2 separate regions of the Homo sapiens genome follow, and region 2 is linked to region 1. Evidence: chromatin contacts called from ENCODE Hi-C data. All regions are on one chromosome and are shown on one strand. Each heading gives the region's core, a stretch centred on a gene start or an enhancer-like site at or near the end of the contact. The rest is flanking DNA. Distances are from core to core; before and after follow the strand shown.

Evidence for each region. A loop is a pair of places that touch in the nucleus more often than their neighbours do. Pooled maps may share reads with other maps.
Region 2: a pooled map of heart left ventricle shows a loop between it and region 1 (2.5-fold over the local background). The contact joins the promoter of ZNF138 here to the promoter of ZNF727 in region 1. A Hi-C loop is called at or near these places in 1 of 50 pooled maps.

What each region holds. Positions count from the first base shown.
Region 1 is chr7:64,042,075-64,049,197 of GRCh38, reverse strand. It overlaps ZNF727 (zinc finger protein 727), which reads right to left and starts at 3,764. Exons shown (of 4, transcript NM_001159522.3): 1 at 3,574-3,764. The coding sequence starts at 3,576.
Region 2 is chr7:64,789,759-64,796,881 of GRCh38, reverse strand. It overlaps ZNF138 (zinc finger protein 138), which reads right to left and starts at 2,454. Exons shown (of 4, transcript NM_001271639.2): 1 at 2,311-2,454. The coding sequence starts at 2,313. RefSeq lists enhancers at 1,854-2,414, 2,199-2,438, 2,679-2,728.

The DNA.
Region 1 (7,123 bases), core at 2,515-5,014:
CTGAGACTGAATACATCTGTTTATAAGGTTTTCTTAAAATTAGCTTTAATAATAATATAATAATACAAGAATAAAATTTGATTTTCTTTTTTAAACAAGATTTTTATGAAGAAAAAGATTTACTTCAAATTTGTTGGAAGGAACCATATTAGATTTTCTTGGCCAATACCTGTGCCACTAAATTGAAGACCAATATCTTTTAGAATATTTGGTCACCGCCCTCTCCATACATAGCTCTGCAAAAACCCAGCACTGGACAAATTCTCTCTAACTTTCTGCAGGCTTGGCCACCAATCTGTTTTAGATGAAGATTCTGTTTGAAAAAAATCTGCTAATTATCTGCCTGGCTTTCAAAGAACACCTTCATGCATTTTATTGGAAAAAATGCTTTTGCCTTGGTGAGGTGTCACTTCCCATGAACATATGATTTAAAATATTTTTATAAGCTTAGAAAGAATTACTGATAAAATTGTTGCATCCATTGCAGCTTAAAAACAAAAAAAGCTACTGATTTACTGGCTACAATTATACTAGACAATCATATTGCTTTAGGTTACGTATTACCTGAGCAAAGATATGTATGTATAGTGGCAAATACTTTTTTATTGTGTACACATAAATATTTCCTATGAAGTAGAAATTTTTCTAAAAAATAATGAGTTGCCCACTACCACAAATTCTCCACTCTGCACGAGACAGAAACTGATGTTTTCATGAATGTTTGTAATTTACGTGTTAATCTACCACACTTTCTTGTAAAAATGTATTTATTTTTCTGCAACCATCATGAGACAGACATTTCCTCTGTCTTTTCCCAGGTAGCATTCCCAAAGCTAAGCCCTGGGATTCTGTTTGAAATCATGCTAAAACAGAACAGACCTCAGAATCTTACTACATTCACTGTGCAATACATAAAAGGTAAATGAGAATTTTTAACCAATGGAATATAAACTATTTTTTTTCTGAAATCTACCTCTTTTCTCTTAGAAAACATTTGTGGTTTTTTTTAATCTTTCAAGCTCTAATGATAAAATCCATTTTACAATTAATGAAAAACTGAAGTTGAAATAACTGAACATATATATTCAAGGCAACAAACACGGGGTGAAGTAGTGCTGACTGGAACACAGATGTTTTAGACTCATGTGTCAATCACTTGAGAGATTCTCCCACCCCCATTCTGCTCACTAAAGTACTTGATCATCACTCTCCCAAAAGACACTGCACTTGCCCCCTGTGTGGCAGATGTGTATTTTGCTTTGCAAATTTATACACGCCCTCACTAGGGTGGGTCTTTCCTATACTTTGGGACAGTTATTCTCCTTCACAAGCCTGAGAGAAACCAGAGGGCAAGATGCATTTGTGCCTTTTTCCCTCAATACCAGCACCTGATTGGTTGAGCACCAATGTGTCTGCAGAAAGGAAAGCTAGGGTTGAGAGGGAAAAAAATCTTAATGTTAAAGCAGTTAGCTTTTTAGAGGAAGGGTGTATCAGGAAACTGCTCTCAGCACGAGGGCATCCAGCTGCTCCCCTGAGAGGCTCCACCCAATACCTCAGGCTCTTCTCTGAAAGGAGATGACCCAGGGGCTAATGTTTGCTAGACACTCCAAGAGACATGGTCCTTGTGGGTATCTTGGATCATCCCCAGAAAGCTGTAATACTTGGAACCAGGAAAATACAGGAGAGTGACTGAGGACACATCACCCTGCAAAGGATCCAAAGACATGCTGGGAAGGCGCGCGTGCCTAGAGAAGATGAGAGGAGATGCGCAGAGCGTCAGGTGATTACTCTCTGCTTTCCTGTTATGTGAAATGTTCACGAACAGACGAAATTAAAAAGAGCCACCTACTGCTCTCTTAAACAAAAATAAACAATTAAAATGCCACGTCCGTTTTGAAATTAAATAAAGGACTAATAGTTGATAATGTGATCTGGACAGGGATAGTCGGCATTGGGGAATGTGGGAAAGAAATTGGAAATGTAGAATTTTCTACAGTCCCTATAACAGTTAGGCTGGGAGAAGTTTTGGATTTGAGACCCTGCTTGCCAAACATTTGAAAATTGCAGACAAAACCAAGGACCCTGTAGAGCATTAAAATAACTAAATAGCTGGCAATTAGGCTGAAATGGCCATGATGCTCTGGGATTCTGCCTAAGGAAACCTAACTACGTCGAAAGAATTTCTTACAAATTACTAACTTTGAGAAAAAAAAAAAAAACACAAAACTTAGGCTTAACCAACCACAAGCTGCCAATAAAGCTCTAAGTACATAACCAGGACATTTCCACCGGATGGGTGCAAATGCAATACATAACTGTAACCAATCAAATACTGAATCTGGTTTGCTTCCTCATACCTCTTACAAAAGCCTTTTGTTCCAAGTCTCTCCTTTGAGCCCCCAAACCATAGTTGGATATTCTCTGATTCATAAATTGCTGTTTGTGCAAATAAACTGTTTGTATTAATCGGTTCTGGCATTACTATAAATGCCTCAGACTGGGTAATTTATAAGAAAGAGGATTAACTGGCTCATGGTTCCACAGGCTGTACAGAAAGCATAACACCAGCATCTGCTTCTGGGGGGGCCCCACCCAGGAAGCTTAAAATCCTGGTGCAAGGTGAAGCAGGAGCTTGAAAAGAAGGCAAGGGGGTTGCTATACACTTTTAAATAAGAACTTCAGGGAACTCAGTCACTATCGAGAGGTCAATACCAAGAGGAATGGTGCTAAACTATTCATGAGAAATTCACGCCCATAATCCAAACACTTTCCACCAGGCCCCACCTCCAACATGGGGTATTACATTTAAATAGGAGAGTTGGGCTGGAAAACACTTCGAAACTATATCCTAAAGATGCCTCAATTTAGGCTACGACAGTGGCTCATGCATGTAATCCCGGCACTTTAGGAGGCCCGAGGGGGGCGGATCACCTGAGCTCCGGAGTTCGAGACCAGGCTGAGCAACATTGCAAAAACCCGTCTCTACCAAACAAACAAAAAACAAAACCACAAAACCAGGCGAGGTGGCGGCGCATGTCTCCCTAGTCCTAGCTACTTGGGGAGCTGGGGTGGGAGGATCATCTGAGCCCAGGAGGTGGAGGCTGCAGTGAGCCGAAATCTTGCCACTGCACTTTAGCCTGGGCACAGAGTGAGACACTGTCTCCAAAATAAATAAATAAAATAAGCCACAATTTTTAAAAGGAGAAAGGAGGGACTGGGGACCCCAAGGCCCACTGCTTCTTCCACGGAGGAACTCCAGACCCTGAATGAGGATTCTCGTCTTATGACGTCCCCGCACAATCTGGAGGAGACTCGGGATTGCGACACAGAGCTGCCCAAAAAGTCTCTGGGCTGGAAAGAAATTCGCGTTTATGGACAAAACAAGACGCTCGGGTTTTGGCTGCAGGCTCAGCTCCTAATCTGCGACGGAGGGAAGTGAGGACTGAACTGTGCCCACGGGGACTCGGAGCTGCTGCAGAGCTGACCGCGAGGCCAAGATCCCACCGCAGCCAGTTCCGACCGGATTCAAACAGCCTCTTCCCCCTTCTCGGGACACCCACTCCGCGCACTCACCATTTCCCAGCCTCCGGATGTTCCGCCTTCTTCCCTATGGATCTCCCAGTACCTGCAGGTCACAGGATAACAGGGGCTATGGTGGAGTCACCGAGGAGCTAATGGAGCGGAAGAGATGGAATAGTACAGACGGGTACTGGACTCAGAGCCTAGAAGCTAGGAGACGAAGGCCTTGCCATATTGAAGAGCCCGCCTCTTCCTCTCTAGCTGCGCACCTGATTGGGCAGTTTTCACGCTAGCACCACTGATTGGCTGGGGTTCTCCGCCCCACACATTTAGACCCTGATCGACAGGAGATGTAATGAGACACTGGGCTGAATGAGGAAAGAGTGACAGGTTTTTGCCTGCAGCATGTTCAGGCAGCGATTTCTCCTTGTGTTGGGGGCCTGGCCCTGCCTGAGGGACATTTGTATTTAACGTTGTATATAAGATTATATCACTTTCTGATTATATTTACGTGTGTGTATATCAATTTCTGAATTATAGTTATGTGTATGCTGCAGGCCCTGTCTCAGCATCCTGTCTTTCCCTTTAGTTGCAGGAGATCAAAGTCCTCCAGGAGATGCAGCTGCACCAGCTGGCTGCAGACAATTATCACCTTCAGTCTGTGAAGCAATTTTGGGTCTGCTTCCAATTAATGGAGTGTCTCAGTGAGACTGAGAGGTGAGGGCCTAGCAGATTGGTTAGTGCCACTCACCCAGACCTCCCAAAACACCCTGTTTCTTTCCCACCAAAGCTGAGCCTGCCTGAGGACCTAAACAAGCATGGAGAACGAAGATGGGACCCTAGTCAGGGATAGTGCTGGGCTGTGGGGTAAAGTCAGCTGGGTCAGTGCCTCCAGGTGTGGGAAGGAGCCGGCCTCTTCTCTAGGGCCCTGGGCAAGTCACTGCCCTCTTTGGGCCTCTGTTTTCTTATCCAAAAAATGTAGGGATGATGAGACTGAGAGGGGCTAATGATGAGCTTCAAAGGAGAAAAGAACTTTGAGAGTGCTTGTGCCTGGCTCTTCCTGAGATGATGAGAACAATGGTGACAGCTACATATAACTGAGTCCTCACAAGGCCCAGTGAGGTAGGTGGTTCCCATCACACTTTCAAGTTGAGAAAACAGTCTCAGGGAGGCCTGGCTGCATGCCCAAGGTTCCACATACAGGGAGTGTTGGAGCAGGGAGTCAATCTAGAATCAGAACTTACTGGAGATGACAGGAGCATTGGACCAGCTTACTCACACCAGTTATCCAGGATACCAGGTCAGTGTAACTGGGCATAACTGGGTGAAGGGAGCATAGTATCACTGACCTTTTCTTTGACTCTGGCAGATGAAGACATCCACGTTGGCCACCCTGGAGACGAAACCACAGAGAGGCCAGATGAGGCTAAAGCAGCAAAAAGGCAGTGTCCCTGTGATGGGGAGGAGCTCCAGGGAGTCAGAGGGAAGAGCTCCTCCCTCACAGCCGGAGGCCTCCACATCAAAAGAGCAAGGGGCCTTTCTCCCGTAGCCCTTCCCTCCTGTGGCAACAGTCCCTGAAATGCCTCTATAAGACAAATCTGAGTAAAAGCCTGGAAGAGCTGGATTTGGGAAATAGTGGGGGCAGGGACCACATAACATTGTGACTTGTAAAAATCTCACCACAGAGTTAACATGGGAACATGGGGGTTCATGTTTTTGGAGGCCAGCTAGGAGGAGGGGAGAGAGTTGGGGAGAGGCAGCTGAGTGTCTTTGGCTTTTTCAAGTGGAAGATGTAGATAGGAGGGTCCAGGAGACAGGGGATTATGAGACTTCAGGGGACAGGCCTTGAATGGACACCCAAAATTGGATACTCATCCCCATCACCACCCGATGGCACAGGGTGTTGCCTCCATCCTGGGCACATTTTCCAGTTATCTGGTGATGGGAGACCCTGCCAGAAAGGATTATATGGATGGGAGTGAGCCTGGGATGGGCAGGGCTGGAACCAGGATCCTGAGGCTTGGGAAAAGAGAATCCAGGACTACACCCTTAGATCTCAGCACTTGGCAAACCTCCTCTCATGAGAGCCTCACGGCTGCCTCTGTGAGCTGAGGCATCAGGCCCCTCTTCCCTATGAATGTTGAAGATTCCACATCAGCCGTCAGTCCCTGTTCCCAGAGTGGTGAAGCTGCAGAGCTGCCTGCTTGCAAAGCTCAGTGAGGTTTGGCCTGAGCTGGACTCAGACTCTCCCTCAGGTGGTTCCAATGGAAGGAGAGTAAACTTAGACCTCTCTAAGGGCAGGCAGCTCATATAAGCCTGAGCACTTTTTTAATGGGAGCCTCCAGTTTTTCTGTCATCAGAGAGAGTTGGGGCGGGAGGTCCCTGAGCCTCAGCTCCCATTGTTCTGTTCTTTGAACCCCAGAACCTGCTGCAGACCCAACTCCTGCTTTGTGCACATGCCCTGACCCTGGTGGCCCTGGCAGTAATGCAGTATGAAGGGAGTGGGGAGGGGACCTAGTCTAAGGGTCTAAGGGGCCTTTCTAATGAACACTGGCTGTCTGACTTCCAGGGAAATGTGAATAACACCAAAAAAAAAAAAAAAAAAAAAGGAAGGTGAGTAGCTGGGGCAACACTGGGGGAGAGTGGAGAGGTAAAACTCACAGATGCCCCTGGGGAGAATACTCTGTGTATCTAACTTATTTATCTATTTATTTTGATATAGAGTCTTGCTCTGTTGCCCAGACTGGAGTACAGTGGCATGATCTCTGCTCACTGCAACCTTCACCTCACGGGTTCAAGCGATTCTCCTGCCTCAGCCTCATGAGTAGCTGGGATTACAGGTGCATACCACCACATCTGGCTAATTTTTTATATTTTTGGTAGAGATGGGTTTTCACCATGTTAGCCAGGCTGGTCTTGAACTCCTGACCTCAAGTGATCCACCTGCCTTGGCCTCCCAAAGCGCTGGGATTACAGGCATGAGCCACTGCACCCAGCTTAACCTTTTCAGTAAATCTAAGATGCAGAGGATGGAGCCTCTGCAATCTCAGATTTAGATTCCATCCTCTGCATCTTAGATTTATTGAAAAGGTTTGATACACAGATAAAGAGACCCATCACAATGGAGGGTGTGAGTAGGGGACTGAAATCAAAAACCAGTTCCTGGAGGAGGGGCTGTCTGTATCCAACTCTGAAAATAGGTTGGGGCTGCCTGGCATTAGAGAACAGGAAGAGGCCCTTAAGAGAAAAGCCCCAGAAAACAGCCCGTTACCTCTCTTCCCCACAAGTTCCCTTCAACATTTTTCACCCAGGTCCGGTTAGTAGGAAGTTTACTCTCCTTCCATTGGCACCACCTGAGGGAGAGTCTGAGTCCAGCTCAGGCCAAACCTCACTGGGCTTTGCAAGCAGGCAGCTCTGCAGCTTCACCACTTAGAGAACAGGGACTGGCGGCTGATGTGGAGTCTTCAACATTCATAGGGAAGATTCATAGATTCATAGGCCTGAAGCCTCAGTTCACAGAGGCAGCCGTGAGGCTCTCATGAGAGGAGGTTTGCCAAGTGCTGAGATCTAAGGATGTAATCCTGGATTCTCTTCTCCCAAGCCT
Region 2 (7,123 bases), core at 1,205-3,704, 750 kb before region 1:
TAGTAGAGATGGGGTTTCACCATGTTGGCCAGGCTGGTCTAGAACTCCTGACCTCAGGTGATCTCCCTGCCTTGGCCTCCCACAGTGCTGGGATTTCAGGCATGAGCCACCGCACCCCGCCGGAAATGTATTCGTTTTCCACAGCCAAAATGGAAGAAGTATTTTCCCTATTCTTTTCCTTGGTAGCATTCTAAAAGCTAAGCCTTGGAATACTCTTGGACATCACCCAGCCATAAAAAAACAGACCTGAGAAAATTCCTAAACTCAGTCTGGGAAAGAAAAAGGTAAATGAGAATACTTAACAAATAGAATATATGATTAGATATTTTTTTCCAAAACCCATCTCTTTCATGCCCATTCTAATTATCCTCTTACCTTTTAGTCCTACTAATAAACTGCAAGTTACAATTAAAACACTGAAGTAAGTGAACAAATCTTTTCAGGGTGACAATCCCAGGGAGTGGCAGTGCTGATTAAAAAACAGATGTATCTCACTCACATGTCAAGTCAAGCCACCCAATCACTTGAGAGATTCTCCCACCCCATCCTGCTCACTTAAGTGCTAAACGACCACCCTCTCTGAAGACCACCCTCTCTGAAGACGCTGCACTATGCCTCAGTGACTGCCCCAAGTACATTTCACTTTGCAAGTTCTTGAACCATCTCACTGGGGTAAGGTTTGATTTGTCTTTTTGGATACTATCATTTCTTTCACAAATCTTAGAGAATCCAGTGGGCCGAAATTATTTCTGTGTTCTCCCCTCAATACCAGCATATGATTGATTGACCAGCAATATGTCTCCGGAAATGGACACTGGGTTGGTTTGAAGACAATCTTAACTTCTCAAAGGGTTTGCTTTTCAAAGGAAGAGTACACCAGGAGATTCCTCTCAGCCCCAGGGCATTCACCTGCTCCCTTGAGAGGCTACACTCCAACCTCAGGTTGTCCTCTGTCTCCCATTCCCAGATAACCAGAGTTCATTCCAGGCCAGGAGCTGAAATTTACCAGAGATTCTAGCATACACAGCCACAGTGGATATTTTGATTTATCCTCAGAAAGTACTGAAACCCAGGACCAAGGAAAAAACTGAAGAGTGACTAAGGACACATTACCTTATAAAGTTTCCAAAGGGAAACCTTGACCCAAAAATATTCTGATAAGATCTCTGTACCTAGGGAAGATTTAAAAAAAAAAAAAAAGGCACAGAGATTTTTTACAATACAGCATCAGGGGATGAGTCTTTGGTTTCTTCTCATGGGAAATATTTACAAACAGATAACAAATCTTTTTTAAAATGCCATCCATGCTTTGTCAAAAAATGATTAATTAAAATACAGTATTTCAAATGTACACTAAAGGACAAATAGTTGATAATGTGAATTAGGAAGGGGAAGTTGGCATTTGGGAATGTCAGAAGGAACTGGAAATTTAGTATTTTACTGCAAGCCAGAGTTAGGCTGAAGGAATGGGAAATGGGGAGGGGGAGGAGTCTTGAGACCCTGCTTGGGACACATGTGAAAAATGAAGGGGAAGATCTGTCCCCTGTGGAGTGTGAAAATAATTAAGTGGCAGGCAATTAGACTGAGGTCGCTCCAGTCCCAGGGTTTCTGGTTTTAAAAAAATCTAACTCAAATGCATTTTTTTGTAAATTACTACCTTGTGAAAAATAAAATTCATGTTTAACCAACTGTAAACTGCCAATTAACCTCTGATTACATGACCAGGAAATTTCCTCCTTCATTGTACAAATTAAGAAACTACATAACTCTACTAACCAATTACTGAATTTGGTTTTATCATACACCTTATACAAGTGTTTCCTTCAAACCCCTCCCACGGACCACTACTGCAAACCACAGCTGGGTGCTCCACAATTCTTGAATCACTGTTTGATTAAATTAATTTTTTTGCGGTGACTTTCATAAATTTTAATAGGGGAAAAGAGGGACAGGGAAGCCCGCGGAGGAAACCTCTTCCCATTCATGAACCCAGCACCCCGAGTCAGGATTCTCCCCTGACGACCCTCCCGTCGTCTCTGCACAATCGCTGCGGGTGCAGAGCTGCTCAGAGAGGGCTCCAGGCCAGGGCACAGTCACTGCGCAGGGAGGAGACAGGACGCCTGGTTCCGGCTGTCAGCCCAGCTGCCATGCTATGGCTTAAGGGGACTGAGGGCCGAGCTGTGCCAAGAACTCGGGGCCGCGGATTTTGCAGCCGACTGCGGGAAGACCCGAGTACTGCCACAGCCACTTCCGACCGGTTCCAACCAGCTCCCTCCCCCTCTCTCGGGATGTCGGACCCAGCACTCTCACCATTTCTAGGCTTCCGGGGGATCCTGGCGTCTTAGCTGTGAATCTCCCAATAACCAGATCACAGCGCCACAGAGGCTGGGCCTCTAGGAGTAAGAGGACGCAGAAAAGTGAAGGCCAGACCTGCAGCACCCGCTGCAGCGAGACAAAGACCCCGCCGCCTCCCGGAAGACGTCATGTCCGCTCCAGCTGGGTGCCTGATTGGACCGTTCCCAGCCCGGCGTCCCTGATTGGATAACGTTTAACAACCCGCCCCCTCAGGCCCTGAGTGACAGATGTGCTCAGGTGCTGGGCTGAAGGAAGACAGAGTTAAACCTAAGCAGCAGCCTTTTCCAGAAGGGCTTCCTCCCTGAGCTGAGTCAGGCCCACCCCAGAGGGCATTTGCATTTAACCTTGTGTATAAGGTCGTATGCATTTATAAATAACATATAGCTATTCACATCTGAATATAACAATTATTTTTAAATTCCAGATTTTATAACCGTACTGGCTTCTGGTCCTTTGAGCAGGCAGCCTGAGATTTTTTTCTTTTTTTTTTTTGAGACAGAGTCTCACTCTCACCCAGGCTCAAGCACAGTGGCACGATTTCGGCTCACCCCAAACTCCGCATCTCGGGCTCAAGTGATTCTCCTGCCTTAGCCTCCTGAGTAATTGGGATTACAGGCACCCGCCTCCACGCCCGGCTACTTTTTGTATATTTAATAGAGACAGAATTTTGCCATGTTGGTCAGGCTGATCTCGAACTCCTGACCTCAGGTGATCCACCTGCCTCGGCCTCCCAAAGTGCTGGGATTACAGAGCACATGTGAATTCCAAATTTTCTAGTAGTCAAACTTTAAGAATAAACAGGTGGAATTCACTCTAATTGAGATGGTTAGTCATTTAGGCTGGGCTCAGTGAGACCATTCTTGTGACCTCAGCTGAGTTCCTTCAGACATGTATCATCAGCTGCTTGTTGACTAGGCAGCTGTGCTTCTGGGGGTGAGCTTCTGCTTCTGAGGCTGTCAACAGAGGCAACTTGCTTCTCCTCCCCATACTATTTTATCTTCCATCTGGCTAACATGGGCTTTTTTCGCGGAGATAGTAGCCTTCTGAAAGAAAAACAGAAGCATGCAAAACCATTTGAGCCTACGCCTCAAACTAGCACACTGCACTGTTCACAGGTTTTTACTGCCCTGAGCAAATAAGGCCAGCCAGATCTAGGGTTTGGAAAACAGAACTGGATCTCAATGGAAACAGCTGTAAATGCACCTGGCAATGGGCATGGATAGCGGAGGGATGAAAAATTGCTAACATTTTTGCAATCAGTATCATTCTGCCTTTTTTTGCATATGTGGTTTATATAACTCTTCCACATCAAAAAAAAAAAAATTTGTGCAAAGACCCACAGCTATTAAGTGGCTGGGCTGGGACTCAGAATTAACTCCATTTGACCCTTGAAATCCTGGAGAGTGACACTTCTAAAATAGAAGCCAGATTTCTTTTAGATTTGTGCCCATATAGCACTGTTTATTATTATTGCTAGAAATAATCTTAAGAAATTGAAGAAGCACACGGTAGCTCACATCTATAATCCTAGCACTTTGGCAAGCTGAGATGGGAGAATCACTTGCGCTCAGGAGTTCAAGTGCAGCCTGAATAACATAGTTAAGATCCTATGTGCATGAAAATTTTTTTTTTTTTAATTAGCCAGTCATGGCCGGGCGCGGTGGCTCATGCCTGTAATCCCAGCACTTTGGGAGGCCGAGGAGGGCAGATCACGAGGTCAGGAGATCGAGACCATCCTGGCTAACACGGTGAAACCCCGTCTCTACTAAAAATACAGTCCCAGCTGCTCGGGAGGCTGAGGCAGGAGAATGGCATGAACCCACGAGATGGGGCTTGCAGTGAGCCAAGATCCCACCACTGCACTCCAGCCTGGGTGACAGAGCGAGACTCCGTCTCAAAAAAAATAAAAAATAAAAATAAATAAAAATAAAAATTAGCCAGCATGAGGCAATCCTGTAGTCCCAGCTACTCAGGTGGCAGAGGCAAGAGGATTACTTGAGCCTGGAAGGTCGAGGCTGCAGTGAGCCATGATTGGTTACGACACTGCACTTCAGCCTGGGTGGTGAGAGTGTGATCCTTTCTCCAAAAAAAAAAAAAGAAAAGAAAAGAAACAGAAAAGAAAAAAGTTGCAGGAGCATTTCAAAAGGACATAGCATATGTGGAAAAAGATAGATGAGGGATGAGTTGAGAAAATCAAAGCCCAGCAACACATTACTTATTTTTTATCATAGATAAAATCTGTAAACATCTAAAAAAAAAAACAAAACCTTCAGAGAAATTGAATGTAACAGAGTCTAAATGAACAAAGAATGATTTGCAAATCAGGCAGCCTGTGGGCCCAGAATAGGCTCAGAGAGACTCCAGCACAGCAACATGGTAAAAAAATTGATCAACAGAAAAAGCAAAGTGGCATACAGAAAATGAAATTGAGGTACAGAAACAGCCAAATTGATTACAGCTTGGGATTTGCCTTATTTGAACATGGTTTGAAGAGTTGATGTCCTTTTATTGGCAAAATCACAGTGGCTGGTACAGGAATGGGTTATAATCTACTTACATATCCAGTTAGGTTTCAGTTTAGTATGTACCAAAAAAAAAAAAAAAAGAAAAACAAACAAACAAAAAACCTACTGACCAAAATTAAACATGAAAACAGAGAGCTTCAGGCTATAATTTAACAATTTCTCCTTTTTGGTTATCTTCTCAATTTTGAGAGATAGACCAAGTTATCAGCTAAATAAATGGTCTCCTCATTTCAACCAAGCAGCCTGTTTCTTAAACCCCCGTAACTGAATCTCTGTAATACGTGTAATATATTTCTGTATAATCTCTATAATATATTTCTCCATGTGCAACTATGCATATTAGCAACTACACAGATACTTTTCTGTTTATGCAATAAGTAATCTCAAGAAATTCCATTATTTAGCACAACTTTAGTAAAAAAAGTCTATTGTGTAACCATAGCCTTTGCAGTAGAATCTGCTATAGAGACTATTATGAAGGATAAATGTCTAACCAATGCCTGATTTTTTTACCCTGAACCATGAAAAAAAAAAAAAAAAAAAGACCTAACAAATGATGCTTATTTAGAAGAGTAATGGCCAGGCAATGCTCTGAAACTTATTGTGAATGAGTTCTTTTTAACTTCTGAAGTAGGTTAAGAGCAGTGGACCTATATTCTGTGTTTCTGATATTATGAGGCAACAAATGTCCCATTAGAATTTCTCACCCACATTGACCCTTCATCTTGTACCTATCAAGGCATAAGTTTGTTCATATATAAAGTTGGCTGCAAAATTCTCTAGAGAATTAGATAATTAGTAGAGACGGGGTTTCACCATGTTGGCCAGGCTGGTTTCAAATGCCTGACCTCAAGTGATCCAACCGTCTCATCCTCCCAAAATGCTGGGATTACAAGCACGAGCCACTGTGCCCAACCTAATCCCAGCACTTTAAAAAGCCAAGAAACAAAGACTGTTTAAGCCTAGGAATACAAGTCCAGCCTGGGCAACATGGCAAAACCCTATGTTTACAAATAATACAAACATTAGCTGGGTATGGTGGCCCGCACTTGTAGTACCAGCTATTTAGGAGGCTGAGGAAGGCGAATTGCCTGAGCCCAAAAGGTCGAGGCTGCAGTGAGCCGTGATCAAGCCACTGTACTTCATTCTGGGTGACAGAGGGAGACCCTTTCTAAAAAAAATAAAATGCCAAAGCATATAAACTTAAACTTATGGAGTTTTCTGTGTTTCTTGTTTTTATCATTACTATTTCAATAGTTTTGGGGGTACAGGTGGTGTTTGGTTACATGAATAAGTTCTTTAGCAGTGGTGTGTGAGATTTTGGTGCACCCATCTACAGAGCAGTATACGCTGTACCCAATGTGTAGTCTTTTATCCCTCAACCCCACACCGCCCTTTCCCCCAAGTTTCTAGAGTCCATTATGTGACATAATTCTTATGCCTTTATATCCTCATAGTTTAGCTCTCACTAAAAAGTGACAACATGCCATGCTTGGTTTTCCATTTCTGGGTTACTTTACTTAGAATAATGATCTCCAACTTTATCCAGGTTGCTCTGAGTGCCATTATTTTGTTTTTTTGTTTGTTTGTTTTGAGACAGAGTCTTGCTTCGTCGCCCAGGCTGGAGTGCAATGGCGCGATCTTGGGTCACTGCAACCTCCGCCTCCCGGGTTCAAGTGATTCTCCTGCTTCAGCCTACTGAGTAGCTGGGATTAGAGGCACCTGCCACTACACCCAGCTAACTTTTGTATTTTTAGTAGAGACAGGGTTTCACCATGTTGAACAGGCTGGTCTTGAACTCCTGACCTCAGGTGATCCGCCCGCCTTGGCCTCCCAAAGTGCTGGGATTACAGGCCTGAGCCACCACACCCGGCCTGAGTTTCTTGCAGATTCTGAATATAAGTCCTTTGTTGGAAGCATGGTTTGTGAACCTTTCTTCTCACTCTGTGGGTTATCTGTTTACTGCTTGAATTATCTCTTTTGCTGTGCAGAAACTTTTCCGTGTAATTAAGTCACATTTATTTATCTTTTTTTGTCGCATTTGGTTTTGGGTACTTGGTCACAAACTTTTTGACTAAGCCAATGTGTAGAGGAGTTTTTTCTATATTATCTGCTAAAATTTTTATAATTTCAGGACTTAGACTTAAGTCTTTGATCCATCTTGTGTTGATTTTTTAAATCTTTTTTTGTTTGTTTGTTTGTCTGAGGCAGAGTCTCGCTCTTTTGCCCAGGCTGGAGTGAAG